Regions from separate parts of the Mus musculus genome. Here region 1 is linked to region 2. Evidence: chromatin loops called from intact Hi-C (ENCODE). Cell type or tissue: left cerebral cortex. All regions are shown on one strand. Each heading gives the region's core, and the rest is flanking DNA. Links, peaks and the distances in the headings are about the cores only. Region 1 holds the start of Gm33714 (a long non-coding RNA gene). Region 2 has its middle 28 kb from the start of Gm52796.

Region 1 (16,409 bases), core at 4,448-12,447, 170 kb before region 2:
CTAACACTTTTATCTGAGGATCACTCTAGTCCCCTGGTTAATGGTTTCTCCAGCTTCCGGCCCTAGCTCTTAGGATCTTCTGGCGGACCTCGGACCTGGGACCTTGGGCATTCTGGGGTTCCAAAAGGAAAGACTCAGGGTTGCACGTCTTTTGCTAGCATGCCTGAGGACCTGGGGCTCATCCGCAGGACTTGCAAGAGGAAAGTTGTGGGTGTGGCTCATTGGTGGAGCCCCTGTTCAAGGCCTCTAGGTTTCTTTCCTAGGCGAGAAGAAAGAAGGAGATAGAACCGGCCACTTGGGACTGGCTGCCATTATTACAGGATCTAAAGTTGGCATTGAAGTGAAACCGTGTGTGGTTATGAATACTGTCCCGGCCTTCCTGTCTTACGACTTTGGGAGTGGGGTGGGGGTGGGGGCAGCTAAAGGAAGCCCTGGGCTCTGGCTTCATCCTGGGGAGCGTTTACTCCCCATGGTCAGCAGGGGGCAGTATCACGAAAGTTGTGAGTGGAGCTGAGGCATCTGGAGGGTCAGCTCTGATTTCTTCCACCCCCTTACCCTTCATCCACTCCTTTCTCCAGCTTCCTCCAGCCCTAGCCAAGCTTCCAAACCCATCCTAGCTAAAATGAGCTCAGTACATTCTTTCTTTTGACAGGGGATCAAAATGTCTGTGGTTGCTTTATACGGATATTTGTGAGGTTTTCTGAGGAAGAGTTTTACTTACTGGGTAGCCCAGGCTTGTCCATGGTTGCTTTATACAGATACTTGTGAAGTTTTCTGAGGACGGATTTTACTTGCTGTGTCGCCCAGGCTGGCTTTGAACTGAGTGGTCTTCCTGCTTCTGACACGTATTGCTGGGATTACGGGTCTGTGCCAACACTTCCAGTTCTAGATGAAGATTATATCTATTGTATATATGTTATGTTATATTTATAGAATATATTTATTATTAAGCAAATACACTTATATTTATTAATAAATTATATTTGTATTACATCATTTTTACATAATAAATATATATGTAGATAAATAAGATGTGTTGACTTATTAATAAATAGATAAATGTATTTGATAAGTAAGTAATTATATTTGATAAATGATGAATAAGTATGTTTAATCTTCATGTGCATGTGTTTGTGAATATATAGGTATAGGGAAGTGTGTGAATCTATATGTTCAGATGAGTGTGGAAGACAGAGATCATTGTCTGGTATCTTTCTCATCATTCTGCTTCTTAATTTTGAGGCAGGGTCTCTCACTGAGCCTGGAGGTCATCGATTAGGCTGAAGTTGGCAGGCCAGTGAGCTCCAGGAATCCCTGGGTCTCGGTCCCCTCTGTGCAGGGGTTAGAGGTGTGCACTGCCAGGCTCGGCTTTCCATGTAAGCCCTTGAGATACAAACGTAGACCCTCATGCTTGCGTGGCTAAGCACTTTACAGAGGAAATTGTCTCCCCCGCCCTTGGTAAAGATTTTTAACCGGTTCTGAAGGGTTAAAAATAGTCCTACACTGGAATGAATCAACTCTCTCTCATTCCAGACCTTTCACAGAAATTGGCCATATTCAGCTATATTATTTTTCTGTTTTGTCTTTCGTCTCTCTGGCTTACTCTGCTCAACCATCAGCCAGCCACTCCCCAAGCCTCACATCAGCACCACAGCTCTTTGAGTCTAATTCAGTCAGAGGCTTATTGGGTTGCAGTTGCCTGGACTGGATGGCGTCTTCCACAAGGGCATCCTGCTTTGAGATTAAATTCTCCCACAGAGACAGGGCCCTGTCATTCCGGGTAAAATATGAGCTCTGTCCCCGAGACTGCCCTCGGATCCGTGGGATTTCAGGGACTTTGCCGTTGAGTCTCTGGGAACAAGGACAGCGAAGGGTTAGAGATGAAGTTCTCAGTGCCTCCACCCCCATCCCAGAGTGGATACTCCAGGTTTGGGTAAAACCAGTCCTGGGTTAGTGTTTGCTTTGTGTCCTGCTAGTGAGCAACTTTGAGCATCTAGCCTCACTTGCCCAAACCACAGTGCCCCTCCTGGAGGGTCAGGGCCAGGACATAGAGCTGTGGTACAGATGGGATCAGAGGAGGCCGGAGGACGATGCAGGCACCACCCACCATGTTGTTTGAAACATGATTCTGTCTGGTACCTGGAACTCATTGATTTGATTTGGCTGGCTGGCCAGTGAGCTCCGAGGTCCTCTTGTCTCTGCCTCCACAGCCTCCAGCACTAGTATCTTAGTTAGGGTTTTAGTGTTGTGAAGAGACACCATGACCAAGGAAACTCTTATAAGGACAACATGTAATTCAGACTGGCTACAGGTTCAGAGGTTCAGTCCATTATCATCAAGGCAGGAACATGGCAGCATTCAGGCAGGCATGGTGCAGGAGGAGCTGAGAGTTCTACATCTTCATCTGAAGGCTACTTTGAGAGAACTGACTTTCAGGCAGCGAGGATGAGGGTCTTAAAGCCCAGACCTACAGTGACACACTTCCTCCAACAAGGCCACACCTCCAAATAGTGCCACTCCCTGGGCCAAGCATATTCAAACCACCACAACTAATATTACAAGGGAGTCATCATCCCTGACTTCTTATGTGTCTTAGTTTCTCCTCCCATGTCTGTGATAAAATACCTCAACAAAAGCAATGTAGGAGAGAAAGGACTTTTCTGGGGTGTTCACAGTTTCAAGTTATAATCCAGCATCTAGTCACGTCTCATCCACAGCCAAGAGCAGAGAAGGATGAAGGCATCCAAGCATGCATACCTTAGCTCATTTTCTCTATTCTATGTAATCCCTTGTCTAGGGAATGGTGCCACCCACTGTGGGCAGAGCTTTCCACTTCAATCAACACAGTCAAGATGCTGAGCCCCAGAAATCCTCCCCCTCTGCTCCCTCTGCTCCTGCTGAGGTTAAAATAACACTCATGCCTGCAAAGAAAGGAGTCACCTGCTCCTTTCCCCAGCACCACTGTGGGCCTTTGTTATGGCAGTGCCACATACATATTTGGAGATTGGTGGTTAAGCCAGGGGCTTAGGAGCTCATGAGATGAGAGGATTTGGGCAGAACATGGATGAAATCCATGCTCATCAGAACATTTCATTGCAAATTTTGAGAGCAAAGACAAGCTGTCAGGGGAACAGGGATCTTAAAGAAAAATAATACATATATTTTTCTCGTCTTAGATGAGACAAACAAGTTTGTTTTGATGCTGCTGGGAATGCCCTAGCAGCTGTCAAAACACAGTGATGCTGGAGCTAGAAGGCTGGTTGCTGGGTGAGAGCCATGTATTGAATGGAAGGGAGGTCTCTTTCATATTGGAGAGCAGTTACTTCAGGGGTTCTCAACCTGTGGGTCGTGACCCCTGTGCAGTTGTCAAACAACTTTTTCACAGGAGTGGAAAACAGGTAGATTTACATTACAATCCATAACAGTAGTAAAATTACAGTTATGAGGTAGCAACAAAAATAAATTTATGGTTGGGGCTGTTACCACAATGTGAGGAATTGTATTAAAGGGTTTCAGCTTAAGGAGGACTGGGCTCTCAAAGTCTCCACAGCCGTCTCATCGAGGGAGAAAGAATGTCTATCACTCTCCCTCTGGTTTGCTTTGAGACAGTCTCTCCCTGGAACTGGAACTCCCCACAGGGAGCCTCTAGTCTCCTGTCTCTGCCTCTTACTACATCCAGCTTTTTACCTGGGTCCTGGGGACCCAACACAGCAAACCCTTCCCCCGCTGAGCCATCTTCCCATTTTATAATTACATGAAATCATGATGTCACTTTGTAGTTTCTGCAGCAAGGTCTTAGCATGTAACCCAGGCTTGCATTGAACTCCCCCTGCCCTGCCCCACTGTCCCAGCCTCCCAAGTGCTAGAATAACAGGCAGAGACTGCCATGCCCAGCCCTTTGGGTGCTCTTTACAGCTTTGTTCCATCTTCCAGACTTGGGTCCCATGTTGCCCTGTCCAGGCAGCCTGCAGGATTGCTCTAAAATTTAATAAAACTTTCTGATCTCTGGAGCTCCGATTCTCTTCACATCCAGGCTGCATTTAGAGACTTGTGTTCTTTTCTTCTGTCAAACACATTTGTCCATCCATTTGCATCAAGGATGAAGAAGAAGAAGAGGAAGAAGAAGAAGAAGAAGAAGAAGAAGAAGAAGAAGAAGAAGAAGAAGAAGAAGAAGAAGAAGAAGAAGAGGAGGAGGAGGAGGAGGAGGAGGAGGAGGAGGAGGAAGAGGAAGAGGAAGAGGAAGAGGAAGAAGGAGGAGGAGGAGGAGGAGAAGAAGGAGAAGGAGGAGGAGGAGGAGGAGGAGGAGGAGGAGGAGAAGAAGAAGAAGAAGAAGAAGAAGAAGAAGAAGAAGACAGAATTTCATGTAGCTCAGGCTAGTCTTAAACTCACTATGCAGCCAAAGATGACCTTAAATTTCTAATCCCCTTTCCTCTCCCTCCCTAGTGCTGTGGTTATAGGTGTATATAGCGCTAGAGATACAATCCAGGGCTTCGTGTGTGGTAGCCAATCACTCTACTGACTGAGCTACATCTCCAGCCAGTTAGTTAAAGGTTTATTGAGCACCTACTGAGTTCAGTCTCTGTGCTAGCTTGTAAGGTAAGAAGGTGTGAGTCCATTACAACTCACTTCCACAGCACCTGCGTCTCTGGTCATCAGCATGGGTTCCCCCTGCATTCCTGGTACTGTGCACAGCAGCTGTCACCAGGTACCAGGTGTTTGGTATTCCAAGACAAAACAAAACAAAGCGAATTGATGCACATGTAAGTTGAAAACACACATCAAGTTATTTGTGATTAAAAACAAACAAACAAACAAACAAAAACCCAAACATCTATGGGTGAGCAGGTTGGCTTAGCAGGCAAAGGTGTTTGCTGTCAAACCTGCTGACATGAATTCAATCTCCTGGTCCCACATGATGAAAAATGAGAGTAGACTCTTGCAAATTGTTCTCTGACATTCACACAGTGCTGTGGCATGAACCCTCTCATAAGTAAATAAAATTCTATTTGTCTGTCTGTATCTATTTATATCTATCTCTCTATCTCTATTATCTATTTGTCTGTCTATTATCTGTCATCTCTCTCTCTATTAGCTATCGTCGATTTATCAATCATCTATTTATCTACCTATCTCTCATCCATCTGTCTATGTATCTATTCATTAATCTGTCTATCTATCTATCTATCTATCTATCTATCCATCCATCCGTGTATCTATCTATGTGTCTATGTATCTATGTATCTGTCTATGTATGTATATATGTATGTATGTATCTATCTCTCTATCTCTATTATCTATTTATTTGTCTGTCTATTATCTGTCATCTGTCTATCTACCTATCTCTCATCTATCTGTCTATGTATCTATCCATGAATCTATCTATCTATCTATCTATCTATCTATCTATCTATCTATCTATCATCTATCCATCCGTGTATGTATGTATGTATGTATGTATCTATCTATCTATCTATCTATCTATCTATCTATCTATCTATCTATTATCTGTTGTCATGGGTCCATTCTTCACAAAATGAAGACTATAGCCAAACATTGGAGAAGGAAAATAAGACAACACCTAGAGAATCAGCTAGAACCCAGCTGTGCCATTCAAGTATTTTCTTAACGTGAATATCGAGATACGACCCATTCATCCCAGAAGTACACCAGACACTGGTTCTCTGTTAGGTTGCTCAGCTCAGCATCCCACAGGAAGCACAGCCCATTGGGCCTGTTTTAGTGACTACTGTGGGCATCTGTGCCCTGCAATGCCTGGGTGACTCAAGCCTCACTGTGTAGAAACCATTTCCTCTGAACTCACTTGGTCCACATGGACATCTTGCAAAGGTGTGCTATTAAAAAGAAAGAAAGAAAGAAAGAAAGAAAGAAAGAAAGAAAGAAAGAAAGAAAGAAAGAAAGGAAGGAAGGAAGAAAGAAAGAAAGAAAGAAAGAAAGAAAGAAAGAAAGAAAGAAAGAAAGGAAGAAAGAAAGAAAGAGGGAAGAAAGAAAAGGGGGAGATGGTGCACACCTGGCATGCCAGCTCTCAGCAGGCACAAACAGGAGGATCATGAGCTCAAGAGTTCAGTTCCTGGAACTCATGTGAAGAAGCTAGACATGGTGGTACAGGCTTGGGGTTCCTGCTCAGGAGATGGAGGCAGGAGGACTGCTGTGCTCGCTGGCCAGCTTAGCCTATGTGGTGAATCCCAGCACTACCTTAAAACAAAGCCAAACATCAGGGGGACGGGTCTGAATTGTATGTGAGCTCTGAAATGAAAGAGTTCATATTCACATGGGCAAAGCAAAGAGTCTGGGAGCTCATCTGCCACGGGGTTTGGTCCTGTCCCCCTCAGCATCACTCCCGAAGGGTGAGCGGTAACACAGACCCCAGAGGTTCTTGTCTGCTTGCTCAGAGTGTTCAACCCTTGGAGCAGAGCAGTCGTGATTCTTCTCACTCCTGTCTGGTCTTTAAAGTAAACAGCCCACTCACACCGTGAGGATTTGCAGACCGAGGAGGATATAAATACATCCATTTGTTTTAGGGCGTTGGAGAAGAAAACTGTCACTTTTAGCGCCAAGAAGGGCTGAATCACGCTCCTGAGGTATGCGAGTGGATCGACTCCTTTGCTAGGTCGTGTGTAATTTTAGAGCAAAATAAATATAATTCGTGACAGCGCTGCTACATGTATCCGTTTGCCCTTAGTTTTCTCCAATTATGAGCAAAGACTGGGCTTGCTTGCTTCCTTGATTGACTGATGGATTGCAGTGTTGAAGACAGAACCAAGGATCTATGCAAGTGTTCTACCATGGAGTTACCTCTAGCCTCCCACTGGAGGAGTCTAGGCCAGTATCCTACCACCCAGGAACACCCCAACCCCTGCTGTTATTGGCGTTGCTTTATTACGTGCGGAGTCTCACTCTGCACCGCAGATAACCTTGAGCTGAAGACTTCCCTGCCCTAGCCTCTCCATCTCTGAGATCACAAAAATGAACCACTTTACCCAGTTTACGACTCTCTATTTTAGGGTTTCCCAAAAGTTTGGAGGTGCACTTTTGGATAAGTCTTGGAATTTTGATGAGGGCCTGATGGTGTTTCTTTCTGCCAAGCTCCAAATGTTTAAAGTTGCAATAATGTGTTCTCATGGTCCTCAAGAGAACGGCCCTGGTCAAGGGTGGGTTTCCACGCTTCTCACACCACAATGGATTCATTGTCTCCCCAAGTACCAATAAGGTTCTCTCATTATTCTGCCATGCCGTCCAGAGATTGGAAAGTTGTAACCAGGACAAAGAGGCTCCTAGGATGTACTAAAGAAAGATGTCCATGAAGTATCGGAGGGACTTTAGAAACTAAAGTCATTTTTCATTGTCCCTGGGGAAGGGGCTTATTATGTAGCCCAGGCTGCCCCAGCCTCTGGCTACTGGTATTGCAGGTGTGAGCCGCCATGCTCAGCTCCTCATGCACCCTTTATACTGATAGGAAGGAAGACCATGAAAGTCCCAGCTTGGAAGGGGTCTGCAACCCTAGGTGGAACAACAATATGAGCTAACCAGTAAACCCCAGAGCTTGTGTCTCTAGCAGCATATGTAGCAGAAGATGGCCTAGTCGGCCATCATTGGGAGGAGAGGCCCCTTGGTCTTGCAAACTTTATATGCCCCAGTACAGGGGAACGCCAGGGCCAAGAAGTGGGAGTGGGTGGGGAGGGGAGCAGGGCGTGGGAAGGGTATAGGGAACTTTAGGGATAGCATTTGAAATGTAAATAAAGAAAATATCCAATTAAGAAAAAAAGAAATAATAAAAAAAGAAAGAAAGTCCCAGCTTGATGAGGATGGTGTTGGTATAACCACAATGCCCCTACTGGCAGATGAGGCTTTGAATACTGAGCTGGGAGCCATGAAGGGACCCCAGAGACTCCAAGGAGAGTCTGATATCAGGGACAGGTGCCTAAGTCCCCCTCTTCCCCCCTCCAGGGGAAGCTGGCTTCACAAAGACTCTCAGGTTGCACACCTTCGGTTTCTTTGTCCATCCTGTGCATGCTATGGTGAATTGGCTTCTCTTTGGTCAGGATCTTGGAGGTGAACTGAGGAGAAGATGTTTGGGGACATTAAAGTCCCTGGAGGTGACTTTTTGTTATAAGGTGGGGGATTCTGGAATGCCCCTTTGCCCCTGGGGTTTTTCTCTGTTTTCTCTTCTGCCAAGTCATAAAAACAAGGGATTTCAGAATTTGAGATTGGGTTGGAGAGATGGCTCAGTGGTTACCAGCACTGGTTGCTCTTCCAGAGGTCCTGGGTTTAGTTCCCAGCAACCACATGGCAGCTCACAACCACCTGTAACTCCAGTTCCAAGGGATCTAATGCCCTCTTCTGGCAACCTTGGGCACTTCATGCATGCAATGCATAGACACAAATGCAGGCAAAATATCCATATATAAAATAAAATAGAAAAAAAAAGAGGAATCTGAAGTTCTGTCTAATGACCAAGCCTAGTTTTAGAAGAAACCCAGCTTCTTCTGTAGCTGGTTTTATGCCACTTTCTAGGATTTTATTTGGAAGTAGTAAAAATGGAGGAAATAACCAGTGCTTTAAACTAATTCAATTTGTATTGTCCTTGAACCCATGCAAAGGAGATGCGCATGATGTTAGGCAGGTGCTTTGCCACTGAGCCACGCCCCAGCCCCTCACTGGGGGATTCTAGGCAGGGGCTCTACCACTGAGCCACGCCCCCAGCCCCTCACTGGGGGATTCTAGGCAGGGGCTCTACCACTGAACCACACCCCCAGCCCCTTCTAGGCAGGGGCTCTACCACTGAACCACACTCCCAGCCCCTTCTAGGCAGGGGCTCTACCACTGAACCACACCCCCAGCCCCTTCTAGGCAGGGGCTCTACCACTGAGCCACGCCCCAGCCCCTCACTGGGGGATTCTAGGCAGGGGCTCTACCACTGAGCCACGCCCCAGCCCCTCACTGTGGGATTCTAGGCAGGGGCTCTACCACTGAGCCACACACCCTGCCCCAACTGAGGGGTTTTAGGCAATTCCTTTACAGCTAAGCTACATTCCCAGGCTGAATTAAACCACAACCCTTTTCCCAAACAGCCAGTAATAGAGTTAAAGCAACCTACCCTATCCCAAGGTCCTCCTTAAAGGCCTCCTTTTCTCTTCAGGTTTTGCTTACTGGTGCCTTTGACATCTCCCCTTGCATTGCCTCAGTTTCCCAGCCCAGCTCCCAGGGATGGTAGAATAGTGTGTTCACTCACACACCCTTTGCTACCTCCTGAGTGGGTTGAGTCACTGGTCTGTTCTATCCAGATGAGCTTCACAACACAGCACTCTGATTTACTTCAAGTGTGGATTTAGTTTCTTTCTTGCAGCTAGTAAGAACTTATTCCACCAAGGTAATTTGTTCTACTCTGGCCCAAATGGGATACAGCAAGGAAAGACAGGAAATCTTCAATTTGGGAGAAGAGAGAGCATAAATTCCAAAGTGTGTGCCTGCCAGTGTGGGAAGGTCTCGTGGGAGGAGGCTGTGAAAGAATTCTATAAAGTTTTAATAACGTAAGACCCAGGGTAGCAGGATTCAATGCAAGCCTGGGGACTCACTCTTTCCTTCGCCGTATGGAAATTTGCATCCATTCTGGCAAGTTCTTGGGTCTGTGAGCAGAGTATGGATGCTTTGAAATTTTGACGTTCATGCGAGTCCTGGTCTCATCAAGAAAGATGGAGCCATTTTCTAGACCTGTTGAGTAGCACGATTGGTGTGTAGTTACAGGTTCCCTTAACTGAGAATGACAGACAAGACCAGGGGTCAGGAGCGGGTCCTGGCTGGGGCAAGGGCATCCCTTAATGATAAGTTATAGCTTTAAGTTTTTCAAAGCCTACTTTTAATGATGGTTCTTAAATGCTTTAACCTTCCTTCTAGCCCACCGCCCATCACAGGTAGTGGGAAAGAAAGGATACGGGGGAAGTGGATCTCTTTAGAAATGGTTCTTTGGAGCAACTCCTGTCTGCAGTGTCAGAAAGTCAGCAGTTCAGATCACAGGTCAGCAGCAGCAGCAGCAGCTTGATCCACTCACAAATACTTCATAACTATACCAGCAGTCCAATTTGACAGGCAGGGATAGCAGAATGCATCCGCAATGGTGGCACTACCTAGGCAGAGATGGCCAGGCCTCAGCCTAAGCACAAGTCAGCAGGAGGGACCAGCAGGAACGCCAGGAGAAGTTCTTGGCTGTGCATCTCTCTGCAAAGCGAAGATCAGTGGAGACTCAAGACCAACAAGTGTTGCAGAGCTCGCTCTACAACCAGGCCCCTCTCATGGTCCATTGAGTCCTATTTAGACTCCCTCCAAACATCATGTGTCCTCCACACATGATCTTGCTTTACCATGCGTCTTGCCTCAGCAAAACTCCATGTGAGTCTGTCTTAGCTGACATCACTCTGCCAATCAGCCCAAGGAAGTGTCAAGAAACCATCGCACACCACACAAAGTTTTTTGGTGCATTTCTCTCTATGGAGTCCTGACAAAATGCCTCTCAACTACGCAATGTAAGGCAGACTAATGCATGTGTGTTGTTATTAAAAAATCCTTCATCATGTGTCCTTTTACATGCTTGCTTTAGCAAAACATCCTTTCACCTGTGTCTGCTTCAGGAAAACACTCCTTCACGTGTTTGTCCCAGCAAAACATCACCCGACACAACTGGCTTTCCAAAGAACCCTTACGTTTCCACATCAGTGCATGGTTCAGCAGGAGCTGCATATTAGTTCCTACCCTCTGCCATGAGATCTCACGACTGCACCATGGCTCCCAGAGTGGGCTCACTACTAAGGCCCTGGTGACATCAAAGCTTGCTTATATAGCTCCCTCCCCAGGCTGGATGCAGGATATGTTCAGTCATGGCTGTGGGAGTCAGCATTGTGCTTGGGTTGTTGTTGTTGGTGGTGGTGGTGGTGGAGATGGTGGTGTGTGTGTGTACGTGTGTACCTGTGAGTACATGCACACATGCACACAAATACAAATACACATGAGTGCACATACATGTGGTGCCCAGAGAACAGCCTTGGCTGTTGTTCCTCAGATACCATCTATCTTGTTGCTTTGAGGCAGGGTTTCCCACTGCCCTGGAACTCACCAATTAGGCCAGGCTGGCTGGCCAGCAAGCCACAAGGATCTACCCAGTTCTGCTTCCCCCAGCACTCAGCTTACAAGCATGTGTAGCCATAGCTGCTTTAAAAAAACCTGAGATATATATATATATATATATATATATATATATATATATATATATATATATATATAGTTTCCTGGGATTAAAGTCAGGTCCCCATGTTGGCAAGGCAAGTACTTTAACAACTGGGTTACCATTCACAGCCCCAGCTTAAGGTTCTTTCCACAAAAAGTATATCAATGTCTCTATCAAACAGATGGCATGTTAGGTGAGTGGAAGTTGTTTCCCTGGAGCCAAGATGGAGGAGTAGTGTCTCCATCGTGGTGGCCAGTGCCCTCTGTGATCTGTAGGATCCTGCTCATAGCCTTACCAGAAGTATCTCCTGCCTGCCCATTAGCTACTACAATAGATCCTGCTCATAGCCTTACCAGAAGTATCTCCTGCCTGCCCATTAGCTACTACAATAGATCCTGCTCATAGCCTTACCAGAAGTATCTCCTGCCTGCCCATTAGCTACTACAATAAACACATCATTCTCCCTGATTCAAGGCCGTCCTCCCTGGTTCATATCCTGTCTCAGCAACTTTATTCATGCTGTTCTGGGCTGCTCAGTGTCCTGTCCCACCATCTCTGTCAAAATCCTACTCGTTCTCCAAGACCTCATATAACGGGATGGTCAGCTTCAATTGTCAACATGACACAAGCTAGAATCACCTAGGAAAAGAATCTCATTGAAGAATTGTCTACACCGGATTGGACTGTGAGCATATTTGGGGAAGATCTTCTTAACTAAGCAAGTCAACTTATGTGGGAAGACCCAGTCTACTGCAGGAAACACCATTCCCTAGGCAAGGAGTCCTGAACTGAATTATAGTGGAGAAACCAAGGAGAGCACAAGCAAGCAAGCAAGCAAGCAAGAAGCATACAGACATTCATTCTCAGTCTTAATTGACCACCTACCCAAAGCTCCTGCCTTGCCTCTGTAATTTCTCTACAGGGATGGTAACTTGGAATTGTGAGCTGAAATAAGTCTTTTCTCCCATGTTGCTTTTTTGTTGAGATATCGTGTCAAAGCAACAGAAATAAAACTAGAATATGCACCATCTCACAACAACCCCACCCCCATTGGCTTCTTTCTGGCTCAGCCCCTTTGTAACCGCGCACTGGGGGAAGCTATATAATGACTTCGGTTTCCTAAACACAGGTGCCTACCACTGCACCTGGCTTCTTGCTTGTGTTCTGGGTCTGAACTCAGCTCCTTGTCTTGCTGGGCAAGCACTTTGCTGGCTGAGCTGCTGTCCCTGGCCTCTTACAATTGGATACAACATCACTCTTGCAAAAGCCTCTTACACTTCCCTGCTGGAGCTGGACCACGTTGACCACCTCATCCAGTGTCTCAAGCCATGTGAGGACCAAGGAGTTTGATGGATGGGCAGAGGCTGGGCCGTGCTCACCTCTGTTTCCTTAGCATAATGCTGAGTGGGTACTTACCGTCTCCCTTTGCTCCTCATCCTCTTCTTTCTCATCTTTCTGCTTCTTCCTTGTGAGCCCTGGTCTCAGACAGATGGACTGACAGACAGACAGACAGACAGACGGTCAAGCATCCTACCCCTCTCTCTGCCCACTCCTCCCTGTGCTCTCTCCACTCCTTTGATTTTCCCCCCTTTCAACACACCTCCAGATCTTTTTCCTTCCTTGTCAACCAAGAATGGAAGGGAACTGGGTGAATCCTCCTGTCTCCCCCTCCCCAGTCCCAGTGCTGTCATCACAAAGCCACACTGCCTTGCCCTGCTTCTTACAGAGGAGCTGGATTCAACCCGGGCCTTGTGCTTAAGAAGCAAGTACTTCCTGGATGGATGCAGAACCATCACTCAGGCCCACACCCTTCTCTTAAAAGTCTTCCTGTGTGTACAATGCAGAACAATACAGTCTTTGTGCTTTTACTTGAATGGAGCTTGCAGCCAATTGGAGGAGGGAAAACCCTTTTCATCGAGTGGGGAAGGAAAAAAAAAAAAAAACTCCTAATAGGGAACGCAGCCATTTGTACATTGTATCCTTTTCCCACAAATGGTTTTAGTGCCCAGACACCACACAGTTCCGTGCTTGGCGCCGGAACAAAGTGAAATTCCAGGTGGCAGAGGGTGGGGTGCTGCCCCCTGCTTCCTGGAAGTGTGCTCATTGGTGAGACTTGATAGGGGCTGTGACTTCAAGTGGTCAGAGCCTTGGTAATTGCTTGTGGGAGTGATGCCAAACCGGCTTCACAGGCGGATGCTCAGAGGAGCCAGTGCCCAGCAGAAACCTGCCCAGAGGTTAGGATAGCATGTAGGCAAATAAATACTTACTGCCAGACTAAGAAAGGCTCTTAGAGAGGTGGTTCTCAACTTGTGGATCACAACCCCCCAGAGATCCTGCACATCAGATATTTACATTATGATTCATAACAGCAGCAAAATCACAGTTGTGAAGTAGTAACAAAATAGTTTTATGGTTGTGGGGGGGGGTCACCACAATGTGAGGAACTGTATTAAAGGGTTGCAGCATTAGGAAGGCTGAGAACCACTGGCCTGGGGTATGACCTGCTACTCTTTCCTTAACTCTTTTATTTGGTTTAGCTGAGATAGGTTCTTGCTTTGCAACTCAGGCTGACCTTGAACCTAGGACCCTCCTACTGAGCCTCCAGAGTGCTGGGAATAGAAACGTAGGCCACTGCACTCAGCAAGTGATGGCTGCTACTACCATTGCTGCTGTCTCCTCCTCCTCCTCCCCCTCCTCCTCCTCCTCCTCCCCCCCTCCTCCTCCTTTTGAGACAGCTCAGATCACTATCTTATTAAAGAAGATGGGCAGATGACAGGAGAACAGAGACTGTGATACTGACAATTACTGTCATAATTACATGTCTCGAGGAAATGGGGCAAATTCCTGCTTGCCACAAGGCTCTAGATGTGTGGAGGCCCCCGCTATAAACCATGCATAATCAAAACAGTGTCCCCACGTTCCGCTGTCGTGTCCAGCAGGCCATCAGCACATGAGCATACATGGCTGGATTTCCGTGGGTCTTGTTGGTGAAGCCTGATTAGCTTTTGGTTACCACCATCTGCACCTCTTTTGGACAAAGTACTGCTTTTAGTTAAATTAACAAGAATGATAATGCTAATTAGCGGTTGTTAATGTTAGCACAATACATCCAAAGGAGTGTCCTGGAGCCAGGAAGAACTATGGAAGAGTGACTATTGCACACAGGCAGGAGTGGGACTCTGGAAACCAAAGCACGGTGCCTTTTGCTGTTTGTTTTTGAAACAAGTCCTGTCTATGTCGCTTTGGGTGGCCTCGAACTCTGTGTGCCCTCTTCTGTCTTCGTTAGGGTTTTCCTGCTATGAATAGGCACCATGGCCAAGGCAACTCTTATAAAGGACAACATTTAATTGGGGCTGGCTTACAGGTTCAAAGGTTCAGTCCATTATCATCAAGGCAGGAATATAGCAGCATCCAGGCAGGCATGGTGCAGGAGGAGCTGAGAGTTCTTCTACATCTTCATCAGAAGGCTGCTAGCAGAATACTGGCTTCCAGGCAGCTAGAATGAAAGTCTTAAAGCCCACACTCACAGTGGCAGACTTACTCCAACAGGGCCACACCTCCTAAGAGTGCCACTCCCTTGGCTGAGTGTATACAAACCATCACATCTTCCTTTAGCCTATGGGTACTGAGATTAGAAGTACAAGCATCATGTCCAGCTTTCCCAGCAGCCTTATCTATGCTGGGGGTCTTCACCCAGCACCCAGTTCAGGCAACTCCCAACTGCATATAACTTCAGCTCCAGATTAGATGCCCTCTGCTGGCTTCCAGGGGCACTGCACTCCCATGGTGCATACACACACACACACACACACACACACACACACACAGAGAGAGAGAAAGAGAGAGAGAGAGAGAGAGAGAGAGAGAGAGAGAGAGAGAGAGAGACTTTTTACCCAGAAACTTCTGGCTTCCTGAGTTGTGTGTCTCTTGGTAAATGTTCACCTACTGACTAACGACTAGTTTATAGTAAGTTAGCAATGTTAACAATTGGTGTGATACCTTGACCTCATTTAAACATACAGGTGCTCCTCAAACTTATGATGGGTCCTGTCCAGATCAACTAGAAACAGAAAATATCTTAACATTAAAAGTGTATTCTTGATCCTCATCTAGCAAACAGCAAAGCTCAGAATCAAGTTTGATTGATTGATTGATTGATTGATTGATTGATGGCTCTATATGGTCTAAGGAATAGATTTTGAGAGCCATACATTTTTTTGTTTTAAATGGGTGAGTTTATGAAATATACACACAGCGAGCCTAACTAGAAGAGTAAATATCTAGAGGGAGGTGGGAGGAGAGGTAGCAAAGTGCCAGGTGCTCCGAATATCCAGCAGAAACAAACCGAGGAAGCTTCGTTAAGGCAGTCAGCCAGGCTTCTCAGTAGAGAGGGGTCCTGGAGAATGCAGAGTGTCCCCTCAGGTGTGGCTTCCATGGAAAAGACGCATAACCCCAGGGACCGCATCCGTCTAATGGAGCACTCACAGACTCCAGAAGTCGACTGTGGAGGTCGAGGCAATGAGCTGGAGATCCCTGCTGAGTTTCTTCTCCAGGACGGGCTTCCCACGGCGGGACTCCTGGCTTCTCTTACCCACAGCCGGCACTTTTATGTCACAGGATAAGCACTCAGCAACCCCTGTTACTAGAGTGACCTGTTCTTAAGGACACTGGGTTTTCCTTTTGGGCTGTTTTGCTGTTCTCATCTCTCCCCCTCACACAGTGAAGGTACCAGTCCATCCCCAGGCAAAGGGCTTTGAGGACACTTTGAGACAAACACCGTCAGCTGAACAGGGGCAACTCCTCTTTCAGAGCCAGCTTCTCAGTGAGCTCTTGCAGCACCCGGCAATTTCCAGATAAATGTACATTACATTTCTTTATGTGCATGTGTGTGTGTGTGTGTGTGTGTGTGTGTGTGATTCTGAGACATCTCCTGTTGGGTTCTTGTCTTGCTTCCATTCCATGAATAAAGTAAACAGTTGTCAAAAGCTAACCAAACAAGGTACTCAGTGGCACTGAGAGGGTGCCAGTCTGGAGGACTTAGAATGTTATAAAGCCCTCAGGATGCCCACGGAGAGGGTACAGATGGCAGTCATAGCCCTGAGCTCTCAGTGACATCAGGATGCCAACCAAGAGTTGGCTGAGTCTGTGGAGAACAGGTCTCCAAGGAGAGTAG
Region 2 (16,409 bases), core at 3,515-11,514:
TGTATACGCGCGCGCGCACACCCGCTCACGAAGCCATCAGCGGCCTTTGTTTTGTGTACGGTCAATTACATTTTCAAAATGAAAATTCTCAGAAGACTCCAACAGATGAATCAAGACGAAAAAAAAACAAAAAAAAAACAAAAAAACAAAAAGACCAACTCAGGCCTTTAGCCTCCTCTGCACTGACACGGAACCACTCGGAAAAACGTTGTTTCCCAACAATGAGAGAAATTAATTTTCCAAGGAGGTAGTTTGGGGGTGTGATTCATCTTCCATGTTTATTTCAGTGATCATACGGTTAGAGGAGCCCCGGGGTGGCTTCGGTGCAGTGAGAAGGAAGTTGTTCATACATCACCATGAGGCATCCGGGCCACGCAAGAAAGAGCAAACAGGATGTCCTTCTCCTAAGCTAACGCTTTAATGATGCCCCGCTAAGACAGATACGCATGGGAACGGAGTGAGGGTGAAGCTCATTAACTCGGATTACTTTTTGCTCTGTGGTGAATTATTGAACCACGAGGGCATCTTTGGGTCTAAGACCTCATCTGGGGTCTGAGACACTCCATCTGGAACTATTCTAAGGAAATGGGATCTAGTAACACAGGCTTGCTATCCACCTACTCAGGAGACTGAGACAAGAGGATCCCCAAATTTAAGACTAGCCTGGGCTAATGAGTGAATTCAAAATCAGTATGGACAAATTTCATGAGTCTCTGTTTCAAAATTAAAAGGAAAAAGAAGGCCAGGGTTATAGCTCAGCAGTAGAGTGCTTGTCTGGAATCCCCTAGTGAGGAGCTGGGAGTGTGGCTCTGTGGTAGAGCCCCTGCCTAGAGTCCCCCAGTGAGGGGCTGGGGGAGTGGCTCAGTGGTAGAGCCCCTGCCTAGAATCCCCCAGTGAGGGGCTGGGGGCGTGGCTCAGTGGTAGAGCCCCTGCCTAGAATCCCCCAGTGAGGGGCTGGGGTGTGGCTCAGTGGTAGAGCCCCTGCCTAGAATCCCCCAGTGAGGGGCTGAGGGTGTGGCTCAGTGGTAGAGCCCCTGCCTAGAATCCCCCAGTGAGGGGCTGGGGTGTGGCTCAGTGGTAGAGCCCCTGCCTAGAATCCCCCAGTGAGGGGCTGGGGTGTGGCTCAGTGGTAGAGCCCCTGCCTAGAGTCCCCCAGTGAGGGGCTGGGGGCGTGGCTCAGTGGTAGAGCCCCTGCCTAGAATCCCCCAGTGAGGGGCTGGGGTGTGGCTCAGTGGTAGAGCCCCTGCCTAGAATCCCCCAGTGAGGGGCTGGGGTGTGGCTCAGTGGTAGAGCCCCTGCCTAGAGTCCCCCAGTGAGGGGCTGGGGGTGTGGCTCAGTGGTAGAGCCCCTGCCTAGAATCCCCCAGTGAGGGGCTGGGGTGTGGCTCAGTGGTAGAGCCCCTGCCTAGAATCCCTCAGTGAGGGGCTGAGGGTGTGGCTCAGTGGTAGAGCCCTTGCCTAGAATCCCCCAGTGAGAGGCTGGGATGTGGCTCAGTGGTAGAGCCCTTGCCTAGAATCCCCCAGTGAGGGGCTGGGGGCGTGGCTCAGTGGTAGAGCCCTTGCCTAGAGTCCCCCAGTGAGAGCCTAGAGGAGTTGCTTAGTGGTAGAGCTCCAGACTAGTACGTGCAAGGCCATAAGATCAGTTCCAGGTGCTTCGGTAAACAAATAAGCCAATAAATAAATTCTAGAAGAAGAATTAAGGACAACATCGGAAATGGAGAAACTCCCTCTCGCCCACAGGGGTTTGCGCTGCCCTTTTATCAGCTTTTTTGTTGTGCTTGAGTGGAAGTTGTCCAACTCTGAAAAAGCAGAGGAGAGCAATGCCCTCATAATGAGCTGTCTGGAGTGTTCCCTCTCATTTGAGTTATGAGCACTGATTAGTTCCAGGGGGACTCCTTCACCTGAGCTGGCCCCATGCTCTCCCTACCGCCCCCTGGTGGTAAGAAGCATAACATCAGTTAGCTGAACTCCAGCTAAGACAGCTACTGGTGGCATAGGCCAGCATTCCTGAGACTGAACCAGAGGCCAGTCTGGGCTTCATAGCTTCTTTCAGACAAAATAAAAGTAAAAATATAAATATAAATATAAATATAAATATAAATATAAATATAAATATAAATATAAATATAAATATAAATATAAATATAAATATAGGCCAAAAAGATGGCTTAGCAGCTAAAGGCACTTGCAGCCAAACCTGACAATCTGAGTTTGATTCCCAAGACCCACGTGGTAGAAGAAGAGAACTGACTTCTACAAGTTGTCCTCTGGTCTCCAGCCCTGCACCGTGGCACATGTGGGCCCACACACACACACACACTCACATGCCCACAAAACAAATGAATAAAAATGTAATAAAACAATTTTTAAAGGGGTGAGAAAAATAGCATCAACAAAAGTAATACATATATACATTTTTACCTAGGTATAGTTGTAGAGATTAGAGATGTGGCTCAGTGTCAGATTCTTGCCTATAATTACAAGATCCTAGGTTCTAATCCCAGCACTGACAAGTAAAAACTGAGGGTGGAAAGATGGCTCAGGGGTCAGAGTATTTCCTGTTCTTCCAGTGGACCCAGGGTTCCATTCCCAGCATCCCTTTGTGAAGTGGCTCCCAGTCATTTCTAACTCGGGTCTAGGGGATCTCTTCTGACCTCTGACACTATATATACACACATGGCACATACACAGAGAGAAAGAGAGAGTCAGAGAGAGACAGACAGACAGACACACAGAAAGACAAAGACAGACACACAGAGAGAGGCAGAGCGACGGAAGAGAAAGAGACACACAGAGAGAAAAATAGAAATAAAATAAACCTTTTAAAACAATAAATCTACTGAGATTCCCTCCTACAGTGGTGAGGTCAGGGGCTCCCCAGCCCTCCCGTACCTTCTGTTAGTCACTTGAATGATTCACAAGCTCCAGAGATTGCATAACACCAGAGTGTGTCATCCATCACTTCTGTGGTTAACACAAGCAGAAATAATATCACCGTATCATGGGGCCAGAGCTTGCGTGAGGTGGGCCTAAGTGCTCTGGCCAGGCAGTCCCTGGACACTGGGCCTAGCAAGGCCAAGATCCTTTCCCTGAGACCATCTGTGCCTGTCCAAAAAGTGACCCTTAGTTACATAGTCACCTTTCATTTGGCTTTTGTTGTGGTTTGGTTTGAGGTTTGTTTTTTGTTTTTAACTATGCGTGTGTGTGTGTGTGTGTGTGTGTGTGTGTGTGTGTGTGTGTGTGTCGGTGTGTCGGTGTGTCGGTGTAGGGTCTCATGGAGGCCAGAAGGGGGAGCTGGAGCGCTTAGAGATGAAGTTACAAGAGGTTGTGAGCTACCTAATGTGTGTGCTGGAAGCTGAACTGAATCCCCTGCAAGAGCAGCAAGTGCTCTTAGCCACCAAGTCATTGCTCCAGCCCCTTGCTTTCTGTGTTCTGAGATTATGTCTCATGTAACCCAGTTGGCCTTGAACTCATGTTATATAGTCGAGAATGATGCTCCTAACGCCATCTCCCAAACACTAGGATTATAGGCACGAACTGTCATGCCTGGCTTTCTTTTGTTTTGTTTTTTGTAGCTTTTACTTTACACAGGCAACACACACACACACACACACACACACACATACACACAGGGTTTACAAGTGGGTGAGGGGACAGAAAGCCAAAAGGAAGACTTTACCCACCACTTAGCTGGAAATCAATCCCAGAATCCTCCCTGCGTTATCCTGTCTCTCCTCCATAGACTCAGCATGCATCCATTTGTTAGGGCTGCTGAAGCAGAAATAGTACAAGCTTAGGGGTAGGCAGGGCTAAAACAACAGAGATCCATCATCTCCTGGCCCTAAGGAGCTGAAGTCCAAGAGCGATGTGTCAGCCAGGCTGTTTCCTTCAGGGGCCTTGAAGGACGGATCCTACACCAAATCTTGGTCCCAAACCAAGATAGGGGGCGGGGGGGGGGGGGGAGGGGGAGGAGGAAGGACATGGGATTCCCTGGAATTGGAGTTACAAGTGGGCTGCCTGAAATGGGTGCTGGGAACTGAACCCAGGTCCTCTCTCTGCAAGATCAACAGTAAATCTTAACAGCTCTGCCATCTTTCCAGCCCCAGACAGCATGCCTACTACATCCAAATATCTACCTTTGTTTTATTGCCTTTGTTGTTAAAAACAAATAAACTTACCTTTTCTTTGTGTGTGTACCTATGTGCGTGTGTCTGTGTGCTTCTGAAGGCCAAGGCCAACCTTGGGTGGCACTCCTCAGAACACTGTCCACCTCGAAACATACATTCTTTGAGACGGGGCCTCTCATTGGCCTGGGGCATGTCAAGTGGGCTGAGGTAGGCTGAGAGATCTCCAAGGAGCCTCTTGCCTCTGCTTCCCCATGCCAAGATCACAAGTGTGCACAGTGTAGGTTCTCCTCCTACTCGGGGCATCCTGACTGCACAGCAAGCATGTTTTTGGACCAAACTCTCTCTCCAGCCTGGTTTTGTTTATTCGGTTGGTTTTGTTTTTGTTTTGTTTTTGTTTTTGGAGACATAGTCTTACTCTGTAGCTCAGGCCGACCTCAAAATCGCAACCCCCTTGCCTCAGCCTTTCATATATTGGCATGACAGGCACACCTCATTGTGCTCAATCCAATATCCCTTTTTAATGAGGACCTCAATGAGCCTGGACTGGTGCCTGCCTGAATGGCCTCATTATAAATATCTAAAGGTTCTCTAGATGAGGTCACACACCAAGGTGCTGGGATATGAATTATGGTGACGACTGATCCCCACACAGAGTCCTGTCTAGGCACGAGGACATCCTTCCCTAGTGGAAGTCCCAATCCTTTTACCAATGGAACTGTGTCAGCTCAGGGCCACTGTGTCCCCTCAATGTAATTCTGTGGCTGAGATGATGGTTCACTCTGTAAAGTGTTCGCTTTGCAAACATGAAGACCTGAGTTCGAGTCCCGAAATCTGTTTTAAAACAAGATACAGGTGTACTGATAAACACACTTGTAACCCCAGTTCTGGGGAGGTAGTCACAGGCAGATCCCTGGGGCTCACAGGTCACACACATACAAAATGGTTCTTATCTGGCTATGGAAAGGCAGCTCTCCTACCCCCGATACTACCACAAGGGCTTTATCTAGGCCACTGTCACAGATGGAGCCTCTCCAGGCTATGTTTTAATACCTTCTCAGGAGCCCAACTCTTTGCCTCTCCCCAGCTCAAAATCTCATGTAATCTGGGCCTTCCTCAGCCACCATCTGGGAGGGAGAGGGGCTGTCTTTAATCTCTGAGCTCTGGATCTAGGGGATGGTTATTGGGGGTTTGTGTGTAGGGCAAGGAAAAAAGTCCAGGTGGCAAGCATCGAATCTGGGCTGGGACAGCCTGGACACAGCCATAGATGTTCCAGTGCTAAATCAAGTGCTCACAGCTGGTCAGGTAGCTGCGTGTGTTACATGAACCTGTAAGCATTCAATTGTGTGGAAGTGTGTGGCCCGGTGTGTATGAGTGCATGTGTGAAGTGTGTGTGCTTGCATGAGTGCATACATACATTGGGGGGGGTGCATTTGTGTGTGCGCATATGTGTGCGTGTGCTCACACACACACGTGTGTAAATCAGAGAATGATATCAGGTATCTTCTTCCGTTACCTTCCACTTTATTTTTCTGAGACAGGCTCTCTCACTAAAGCTGGGGCTCATACCAGCAGCTAGCCAGCAAACCTCAGAATCTCCCTGTCCCTGTCCCTGTCCCTGTCCCTGTCCCTGTCCCTGTCCCTGTCCCTGTCCCTGTCCCTGTACCCTTCTCCAGTGCTGTGCTTCAGACGCATGCTGCCACACTAAGCTTTTTACGTGGGTTTGGGGTGTCAAACTTGGGTCTTCGCCTCTGTCACAAAAACTCTACCCACTGAGCCATCTCCCCAGTCCCACGGCTGTCTTTTGGCAGGACCTTTCCCTAGAGTTATTTAGAAGGCCCAGCTGGCACAGCCCCAGAGGTAGATTCTCCTCCCTCCCTCTCACCATGCAGAATGGGTAACCCATAGCCAACCCTCATGTGCACAGGCAACAGCTTGGAAGGGCCAGGAACTACGCATCTGTTCCCAACAGAAACCTAAAGAGCATTTAATTGGGTTCCCCTAACGCCCCGAATTCATTTATCTCCTGACAAATTGTGGACTCATGTCTAAATTAAGTTAGAGAAAACCAGACTGTTGATTTTTCAATCAAAGGCAAACAGAGTGTTCCCCGTGCTCTGGGAGCCGGGCTTCTGCGGTATAAACCAAGGCTCCTTTGAGGTTGCGGGTCTGTGGACTTGTAATAGCTAGGGACTGGTGTGCGTAGCAGGTTGTGTCTGGCAGAGACACAGCTGTGTGAGGGTCACTGAGGAAGTCAATCTGTCAGAGATTTTTTTTTTTTAATAAAGAAAGAGGTGGCTGCCAGTACAAGGTCAAGGGCAGATGTGCTCCAAGGGGACCCTGACTAACAGCTGGTCTGCATTTAGCAAGAGAAACGACAGTACACAGCAAACAGTGATATGCCATGCCCAAAAGGAGCTTTAAAATGTAATTAGAGTCTGGGGACATGGCTCATTGGTGAAGTGCCTGCCAAGCGAGCATGAGGCCCTGAGTTTGGGTCCCAAGAAAAATCAGGTGTGCTGGCAAGTGTCTGTAATCCCACCCTGGGAGAGTGGGAGGAGACAAGCGGATCCCTGAATCATGCTGGCCAGGCAGCCTAGACTGCTCAGTCAGCTGTCTCAAAGCACAAGGTGGAGAGGTTGCAGAGAGGGGTGAGTGGTCAGAGGGCTCACAGCTGCCTGTGACTCCAGAACCAGGAGATCCAGTACCATCCTCTGGCCTCTGCAGTCATATGCACACACATACATACAATTTAAAATAAAGATAAAATCTTTTTTAAAAAAATAAGGGAATGAATGATAGAGGAATATATCCAATGTTAACCTCTGACCCCCCCCCCCCATACACACAAACATACAGCCATGGGCAGACATTCACAAGCACATACATGCACACACACACACACACAAACTGAAATTATCACACTAGCTGTGGTGCAGAGAGGGTTTGCAATTGACCTAGTCCTGTTCCCATCCTCTCCTTCCTTTTGCAAAAATGTCCCTACAAAGAGTACATTGTGACCAGCACGTTACAAATGAAAGAACAGAGACTCTCAGAGAACACAAGTAGCTTGTCCTAATATCAAGATAGAAGCTGCAGTCCACACACTATGTTGCCAGATTCCCAATGCTGGTTCTGAGGCGCTCACCATTTCTGCTATGACTGCGTTCTTTCTCTACAGATCTGGAGTGGAGGAGGCGGTTGGTCTGCCCTGCAATCTCAGTTCCCTGGGCTATGGGAGTTGCAGAGGCTGACAAGCCCTGAGCAGGTCAATGAGGACACTGTTTGATAATTCTGATTCATTCTCCACTGGGACTCTGGATAGCAACTGTGCAAATTCTCCAATGAAGCATAGGGTGTGTGGCTCAGTGATAGAGCACTTATCTAGAATCCCCCAGTGAGGGACCAGGGAGTGGCTCAATGGTAGAGACCCTGCCTAGAATTCCCCAGTGAGGGACTGGGGTATGACTCAGTGGTAGAGCCCCTGCCTAGAATCCCCCCAGTGAGGGACTGGGGTGTGACTCAGTGGTAGAGCATATATCTAGAATCTATATATTCTGAGTTCCTGAGTTCTATCCCTAGAACTGGGAAGAATCTATCCCCAAATACAATCACATTCTAAAGTAACAGAAACTGACTTGAACATGCAAGTTTGGGGGACACAGCTCAGCCTATAAACGTCCTCCTTACAAGAAGATTGTTCATAGCCAGCTCTCACGCTGCTTTTCTAACCTTAAGTCCTAAAGGATCGCGTGGTGCCACCTGACACACCCTGGCTTCCTCCTTCCAGCCCCTTCTCCACCCTACCTGTGAGGGACCCCATGTTGCCATGTTTTCCACACTATCATCTGTGGACATAGGATCACATCAGGCTTACAGCAGGCACTTGGCAGTTGCTGAAGGAACAACCTTGAGCCTGCTCTAAGCACACTCCACCTGGGGGGCTACCACGCTCTGGGGAGAGGAAGCAACCTCCCAGGATGCCATTCTCTGCCCCCCCCCACCGCCGCCCCATAGAACTGCAGAGGACAAGGACAGAGCAGAGAGCCCCATTTAGCTCTTCAGAAGCTCTCTGATGGTCTCTGATGGAGGCTCTGGAAAGGAGCTCTCATTCAGAGGTACATGGCAGAGCTGAGAACCTGCTTGCTTTCCCACAGAAAGCTCAGCCTTCCCCACCCCACCCCCCATCCCCGTGCTTGGAGGACAAGAAGATACCCCAGCATTTCAGCAAAATTTAACGCACTACATGCAAAAATAGCCCATCAGCAAAGAGGTGCCTGGCGTGCATGCGCTGTGGCTCTTTCCCTACCCCATCCCCAAACCCAAATAGATGAGGCACCCCCCCCCATTCACAGGGAGATGGAGTTTCTCACACATACCCCCCACTGGCATCCAGGGACACCCCCAGCCTTCCCTGGTGCTCACCGAGGCCTTTACTCCCAGGGTGCAATGCTTCCTCAGCCCGCTTTTTAATTAATCTTCTCTCCCCCGTGCTGTGCAGTTTCAACAGAGCCTGAGACCCTTTCAGTGGTGGATGTCACTGCTCCCCAGGAGTATCCCAGTAGGAGCCCTGTGCCTGCATGCCTTAATTAGGCAAGTTAATTACTTGCCAACTTGAAGGGCTGATCAGGCCTCTGCAGGAAGCATACCTCCCAGGGCTGTTCTGGATTCTCACAGACCCAGGATATCCCTGTCTCCCACAGGGCACACAGCTGAGGAGGGGTAGCTGAACACCCCACAATCCCACATTCATTGTCCAATCAAGAAATCCAGTCCAATATGTGAGAGCATACACCTGTAATCCCAGAGTACAGGAGGATGAGTCAAAGGAGCATGGGTTCAAGGTCAGGTCAGCCTGGGCTGTGTAGAGGAACCTTGACTTTAAAATAATAACTTTACGTAGACAAAGAAAGTCAGGCATAGTATAGCAAAAGTTTTTGAGATGAGAATGTGGCTCAGTGGTAAAGCCCCTGCCTAGACATCAAAGACCTCATTGCCTGCTAGAATAGCTCTTGTTCTCTCTGTATCCACTGCATAAGGACTGATGGTGGAAGCAGTGGTCAGGGAGATAACCCACACAGCACAACACAGAACAGGTACCAACTCCCCTGGCTTTGGCTCAGATCCTAGACTCCATTCCTGCTATTTCTGCCTCCACGGCAGGTTCAGTCCCAGCTCAGGACAGAGCCTGGACAGTGTCCTAGACTCAGGACCAGCATGCTTGCCATCCGTTAGGTTTAAGAACGTCTAATTCTTGTTCCCACCAGCTTACCAGAGTTCTCTTGGAGGCAGGGTACCCCTCTTCACGTATGAATAAACTGATATAGAGACGTGTGAAGCTACAGAGATGGCTTGGTGATTAGGACTTGCTGCTCTTCTAGAGGACCAGAGTTTGGTGACCAGCACTCACATTGGGTGGCTCAAAACTGCTTGTAACTCCAGCTCCAAGGGATCAGATGCCTCTGCAGGCACCCAGAACACACATGCACATAACACACACAGATATACACACACACACACACACACACACACAGAGACACACACACACATTAAAAATAGAACAGATTTTTTTTTTCTGAGACAGGGTTTCTCTATATATCACTAGCTGCCTGAAACTTGTTCTATAGACAAGGCTGGCCTGGAACTCAGAGATCCACCTACCTAGGTGGTCTGAGTGCTAGGATCAAAGGCATGCACCGCCACCACCTGACTCTTCTTTTCTCTTCTTTTCTTTTCTTTTCTTTGCTTTGCTTTGCTTTGCTTTGCTTTGCTTTGCTTTGCTTTGCTTCCCTTCCCTTCCCTTCCCTTCCCTTCCCTTCCCTTCCCTTCCCTTCCCTTCTCTTCTCTTTCTTCTCTTTTCTTTCCTTTCCTTTCCTTTCCTTCTTCTTTCTTTCTTTTAATTGTGCCTAGCTGGGTTGTGTTGGCTGAGGGCTAGGAAAATTTAAGGAAAATGTATTGATTATTCTCCTGCCTCAGCTTTGGGGTGCTAGAAATCTATTTGGCTAGGAATTATTTTCAGATATCTAACTGAACATCAACGTAGAGACATCCAGAAGGCGATTGTGCATGTGAATCTGCAGTTTAAGGAGAGTCTAGCCTGGAGACAGAAATTCAGGGGTTATTGATAAAGTGATGATTTGAAAGCTAGTAGACCAGAGAATTAGCACTGAGGTCTAAGGTCTGAGCTGTGAGACGCAACCACAGGAGTCTGTCAGGGAGAAGGGGAAGATCCTGGTGGACCAACCAGTGAGATAGGAGGCTAAGCAGGAGATGCGGGGTCCAGCAAACCGAGGAAAAATGATCCCCCAGAATAAGGAATTGTGCCTAGCTGGGTTGTGTTGGCTGAGGACTAGAATTGACTTTGCAGGCCCGGTGTGTAGCCAGTGTGGGATCAGTCAGGAAAACCTACTAGAGGCAAGCCAGGGCTGCGGAGGATTTGAGTGTAGAGTTTCGTCTCAAAGCATAGCAACAAAGCTGACAGTGGCTAGAGTAAAATGGGGGTTGAGGGAAAGGATTTTTTGGTTTTGTTTTGCTTTATTTTTGAGACTTGGTTTCACTATATAGTCCAGGCGAGTCTCCAACTCACGATCCTCCTGCCTCAGCCTTCCGAGTGCCGGGATTACAGGCTTGTACCACCACACATGGTTAGAGAAAGTTGTTTTTTTTTTTTTTGGTTTTTTTTTTTTGTTTTTTTTTAAATGAGAGAACAGTGACATCATTTCTCAAACAGGGACAGAGTAAAAGGCATGGGTGTGTTGCTGATGCAAAATCGTGCTTCTTGAGTCTCACATCCCAGGGGGCTTTTACCAAATCCAGAAGGTCTCAGGCAGCCCACCAGCTCCCAAGGCCACCCCCAGACAGATGTCACTGCTCTCCTAACGGTGACAGTGTGAGGTGGATGCCAGGCCTAGAACTGGCTCCTGCCCCCTCCCTCCCCCTCCCTAGCTGAATAATTTAGGTTCTATTCTAAGTTAAAACCAAATAAAGCAATTTAGAATGACTAATTCCTAGTGGAATTTATGTTCCCCAAATGCCTTGCTGGTAACAACGCTAGGCGCCATTTGTCCCTTTTATTTTAGCTGTGTGACTTCGCAGAGGAGCTCCTCACTCAGGGTGGCCTTGTTTCTAGCCCCAGAAAGAAGACAGCCATGAGTGAGTCTCTCAACACTTTTGCCCCACTTCCCCTTTTCAGACAGCATCACACATAGCCCAGGCTGGCCTTGAATGATTATGTGGCCAGGGGTGACTTTGAACTCCTGACCCTCCTGTTCTAGTTTCCTTGCTATGGCTGTGGTAAAACACTCTTATCCAAAAGCAACTCAGGGCGGGAATGGTTTGTTTATTTGGCTTATATTTCCAGATCACAGTCTGTTGGGGATTTGGTTTAACACTTGTATTTTGTTAATTAGGTTCCCAAAATTGCAGGAGAATCCCTCATGTGAGACGCTGAGGGTCCCTGCCCCCAGTTGGTTTCAATTGGTAAATCAAGTTGCCAGCGGCCAATGGTTGGGCAGAGAGACAGAGGTGGGACGACGTTAGGATTCGAGGTCAAGAGGACAGAGAGAGGAGTTAGAACAGCCATTTCGTGGAAGCAGGAAGATCAGGCCTGAGAAGTAAGCTACAGGCTTGAGAGCTTCAGAAGACAGAGTACCAATCATGTAAGAGCCGGAGAAGGATGACCCTAGGGGGGCCCTCCCCTGTTTGGGGTAGCAAGGATGGAATATAGATTTTAGTAAGTAATAATTAAGGAGTATTGGAGGGTAGGTGTTAACAACATGGAAGTTTGGGAGTAGTCCAGCCACTGAACTGATTAAGGCATATTAAATATAAGGCCCTCTCCTCTCTTCTCCTCCCCTCCCCTCCCCTCCCCTCCCCTCCCCTCCCCTCCCCTCCCCTCCCCTCCTCTCTCTCTCTCTCTCTCTCTCTCTCTCTCTCTCTCTCTCTCTCTCTGTGTGTGTGTGTATGTGTGTGTATTTCATTCGGGAATCCAGAACGTTGTGCGGGTAGCAAGGAACTTGTGCCAGTGCCAGGAGGTCTGAGTAACATTAATAGCCCACCACCACAACAGTCCGTTATTGAGAAAAGTCATGACAGGAGCTCAAGTAGAAATTTTAAGGGGAAACCATGGAGGAGAGGCATTTGCTGACCTACTCTTTTTATACAAACAAGGGCCAGCTAGCTGCCTAGGGAATGGGACCGCCTTCTGTGGACTGGATCGTCCTTCATCAATTAGCAATCACAACAATCCCCCACAGACATGCTATAGGCCAATCTAATCTGAGCAATCCCTCTACTGAGATTCCTTTGAGAAGTGACTCCAGGTGTGTCAAGTTGACAGTTAACCAAGTAGGAAACCTCCCGAGCGGAGGTTGCAGGGATGCACCATCACAGCAGGCTTGCTTCCTCTTCATTGACTTCCTCAGCCTCAGCCTCAGCCTCAAGCAGGGCACACAGTAATGTAGCTCCCTGCAGAACCGACCATGGGCAAGGTCGCCGCAGCACTTAACAGTTGAAGAGATGGAGGAAAGTGCTGAGCCAGAACAGGGATTTCTCACTGGAGGCAGTGGGACACATGGCAGGTGCTCCCAGGGACTTGGGAAGGGTGGCATGAAGCAGCAAGGTTGCCTGCTGCAGTGACACAGCCAGTGCGTTCAAAGCATTGCTCATGGGAGAAAACACGAAGGGAAGAGAAGAATTGGTGAGGAACACTCACCATTCCTCTGCAAACCTGTCTCTTCCCAGCTTATAGAGGCAGTGCCCTCACCCGACCTGGGACCCCAGACCTGCCAATCTAGGATGGGGCCATCCATGCTCAGACTGGCCTTCTGTGCATACAACCTTCCCTAGACTGGACACTCCGATGTGATCGTGTCTAGGAGAAAAAGTGTCTGGTGAGTCCAAAGGTCCTGAGGTCCACATGCTGTATGTGCTCAAACAGCAAGGAGCTGGGCACTTGGCTGGGACAAAGGCAGGCAGAGTTCTGGGCTAGCCTGGTCTACACAAAAAGCTCCAGGACATCCTGGGCTACATGGAAAGATCCAAACTCAAAAAAAGAGGCAGAACAAAAACAAACTGTACAAACAAACTAGAAGACCAGAAGCAGGGGTAAGGGGGGGGGGGAGGCTCAGGTCAAGCTTGACAGCCTCTGCCTAGCATCTAGCTAGAGCCTTAAGGGTGGAGAATGGTGGTGGAGATAGAAGAAAAAGAGTGTGTATGTGGGAGAGATGACCACAGTACAGGTTTTACTGGGTGATACTGGGAATCTGATACCATGTTCTGCTGCAATGTTGACTATTGATTGTCTTGGTTAAGTTCCAATTCCTGTGATAAAGCACTGTGACCAAAAGTAACCTGGGCAAGGAGATGGTTTATTTGGCTTACAGGTTACAGCCCACCACAGAGAGAAGTCAAAGAAGGAATTCAAGGCAGGAACCTGGGGGGCAGGAACTGAAGCAGGCCATGGGGGAGCATTCTAGTTGCCTATGGCTTGTTCAGCTACCTTGATATAATCCAGGACCACCTTGCCCAGGGCTGGCACCTCCCACAGTGGTCTGGACCCTCCCACATCAGTCGTTAATCGAGGAAAATATTCCACAGTCCTGCCTACAGGCAATGTGATATAGGCATTTTCTCAGATGAGGTTCCTCTTGTATGGGGTTGACAAAAAATAAATAAGAAGAGGAGGAGAAGAAAGGTAGAGGAGGAAGAGGAGGAGGAGGGAGAGGAGGAGGAAGGAGAGGAGTTGCTGGAGGAAGAGGTTGGCTGGATAAGGATGGTTGTGGGGCCTTCCTGCTGGGTCCCCCTTGAGGCTATTAGGAGCTGTGCATCAGACTCCCCAAAACAAACCCAAGCTGGTTGGTGTCTGTCCGCCTTGCCCGCCTCCCCCACACTTACAGCGTGGGGCCTCGTTGTCCTCCCCTGCAATACAGAATTTAACTGAGATTCTGGGTAGAAGGTTCTGGGTCAGAAGAAGCAACCAACGGAGTCTGTAGCAGAAATGGGAGAAAAACGGAAGCTGGTGGGGAAAAAACAGAAACTAGAGTGGGAGGAACCGGAAGCTGAAGGAGGAAGGTCAAGCAGGAGAAACCCTGGAAACAGCTCTGAGGAAGGTACTCAAGGGAAGTGATTCTTTCCCGGAAGTGGTTCTTTCAGGTGCCTGTGGGATGCGTGTTTCTTTACAAATGAGGCTGAAGGAGGGGCTGAGTTTCCTGAGGGATGGCATGAGGTTGAAATACGAGGCTGTAGCCCTGCTAATGTCCGGGGCGGGCTCTGTGGTCAGCTGGACCCTGCTCCGAACTGTGGAGCAAGCAAGAACTTAGCACATGGACGCTGGAGGCTTCCAGCAGACCCTGTACAGGTCTGGTCATTCCTTCTTGGAAGAAGCAGAGAACCCGAGGTCACACATGTTAAACACCTACTGTATACCAGAAATACCCACACGGGCCTTCTCATCCATTCTTATCACAGGTTTGGAAAGTGTCATTTACTCCACTCTCAGTTTACACACAAGGACCATTCGGAGATCGTAGTTCGCAGAAAGTCATGCAGCATATGAATCAGCTGGGATGCAAAAGGAAATTTATCTGGATTCTACCGGGTCGTACCAGCTCACATCGTTCCTGACTTCCCGTGCATCAGCAGTCTTAAAACTTGCCTCTATGGAAGAAAACACTTTGAACAGCTAATGCTTCCAGTCCTCAGAGTTCAAAGGGGCCTCAGTCACTCTTCTGTCAGATTTCCCAGAATGGATCCGAAGTACTAAATTTATTGTGTTGTAAGCGTCTTTTGCAGTATTCCAATAAAGGGCTTTGATTTATAGCTCACACATTATTTTAAATACATTGGCAAATGATAAAAATCAGTCCTGAAAATGCACTTCAGGAGAGGCTGTGTTACCAGAAGAAAAGAACCAGCGAGATTAGATACTGCATTAAAAGATAGAGTGATGGATGAAGCCCCAAAGTGCAAATTTAGTGTGACTTACCAGGAAAAAAAGTTGGGGGGCAGTAAATCCAGAGTGACAATGTGTGTACCGTGTACCAGTATTTGTCACTTTTATTACAGTTTGTTCAGAAGTTGTAGATGGGTCATTATTTTAAAAAGAAAAAAAAAAGACAAATACAATGCACAATAAAACTTAGAAATGAACGTCCTTTGTGTGAGGATTCAGGCTGGAACTCTAAATCCGAGTCACTGTGTCAGATCACAGAACATTACGTAATGGAAGAGCCTTCCTCTTACGTCCATAAAACACTCCGAGGCCAGAAAATGGAAGATCCTGCCTAGGAAGGCAGGTGTCACATCCATCAGTCGAGTGGCTTCTGCAGACAAAGGCAGGTGGAGCCAGGCCTGCTGTTTCTTCACCTCCAGAGGTCAGAAATCCCTTATCTTGCTCAAACATCCTGGAGTAAATTGGATTGTTGTTCTGATTGTCCTTTTTTTGTAACTAGGTGGCTTCTGCACTTTGTTTGCCCTGTGCCTCACAATGCTTTCTTATCTGGGGTGGGGACAAGTCCCAGCACTGTTGGCATTGTCAGCGGCCCCATGACTGGATCTGGCAGATGTGCTGCTGTGAGCACAGATTGGAAGAATATCTGTAGTTCCAGGAGAGTGGAGAAACCTGGAGCGCACAGTATCCATCATCCATTCATCCACCCAACCAGCCACCCAACCATCCATCATCTTCATCATGCCCATGAGCATGAAATAAATGACCATGAGTCACTCGGGTCTCTGAATATCTTGTTATACAAAGTGACTGTAGCAAAACTTGACCTGGGATCACAAGACAAAAGATAGTTGCTCCATGGAGTTTAAGTAAAAAATCTGGATGGAGAGAAAGATGAGCAGATGGACTCGTGCATGAATTGATGGGTGGACTCGTGGGTGGGTGGATGGATGGATACATTGTTGTGGCTGCCAGCAGCTCGCAACATGAACAGTTCAACTGATATGGCTACTCGAGCTGTAAGAGAGGAATCTAGACGGGGCGAAAGAAGAAACGGAGCTAAGACAAATTCATTCTGATCAAAGCTCAAATTTTATTGTTGCAACACTAGTTATGAAGGAAGGGGGAGGGGACCCGATTCCCGCCGAATAATCTCTGGTCCAGTAGAAAGGTAAGCACATGTGTGGCTCCGAACAGCAAATCGGCAGGTTCCAGCAGTGGGCGTGGCAGAATGAATGAGCAGGAAGCTCCACCCCTGAGCAAGCAGGCTTCAGGCTGGGGGAAGAAAGACTACATACATGAGTGGATAGATGGAGGGAGTGAGGGAGGGATAGATGG

The links. Hi-C counts contacts between places; a loop is a spot of excess contacts. Peaks named below come from ENCODE experiments on the same cell type or tissue, not always from the same donor. Only the 100,000 strongest peaks of a DNase experiment are listed, where the experiment ranks them.
Region 1: a loop joins it to region 2, with 2.5 times the contacts of the local background. A loop is called at or near these places in 3 of 42 quality-filtered maps.

What each region holds. Positions count from the first base shown.
Region 1 is chr5:144,466,718-144,483,126 of GRCm38, forward strand. Gm33714 (a long non-coding RNA gene) reads right to left here and starts at 13,082. Exons shown (of 5, transcript XR_868684.1): 1 at 12,961-13,082; 2 at 12,653-12,730; 3 at 722-885. In left cerebral cortex, for the core only: a CTCF peak has its summit at 8,368 (motif pointing left); a DNase peak (open chromatin) is centred at 6,550.
Region 2 is chr5:144,636,905-144,653,313 of GRCm38, forward strand. No RefSeq gene overlaps it. Among named protein-coding and RNA genes, the nearest start is that of Gm52796, 28 kb to the right of the region's middle. In left cerebral cortex, for the core only: no CTCF peak of the experiment used is centred there; DNase peaks (open chromatin) are centred at 7,260, 10,678 and 10,971; H3K27ac peaks cover 731 bases.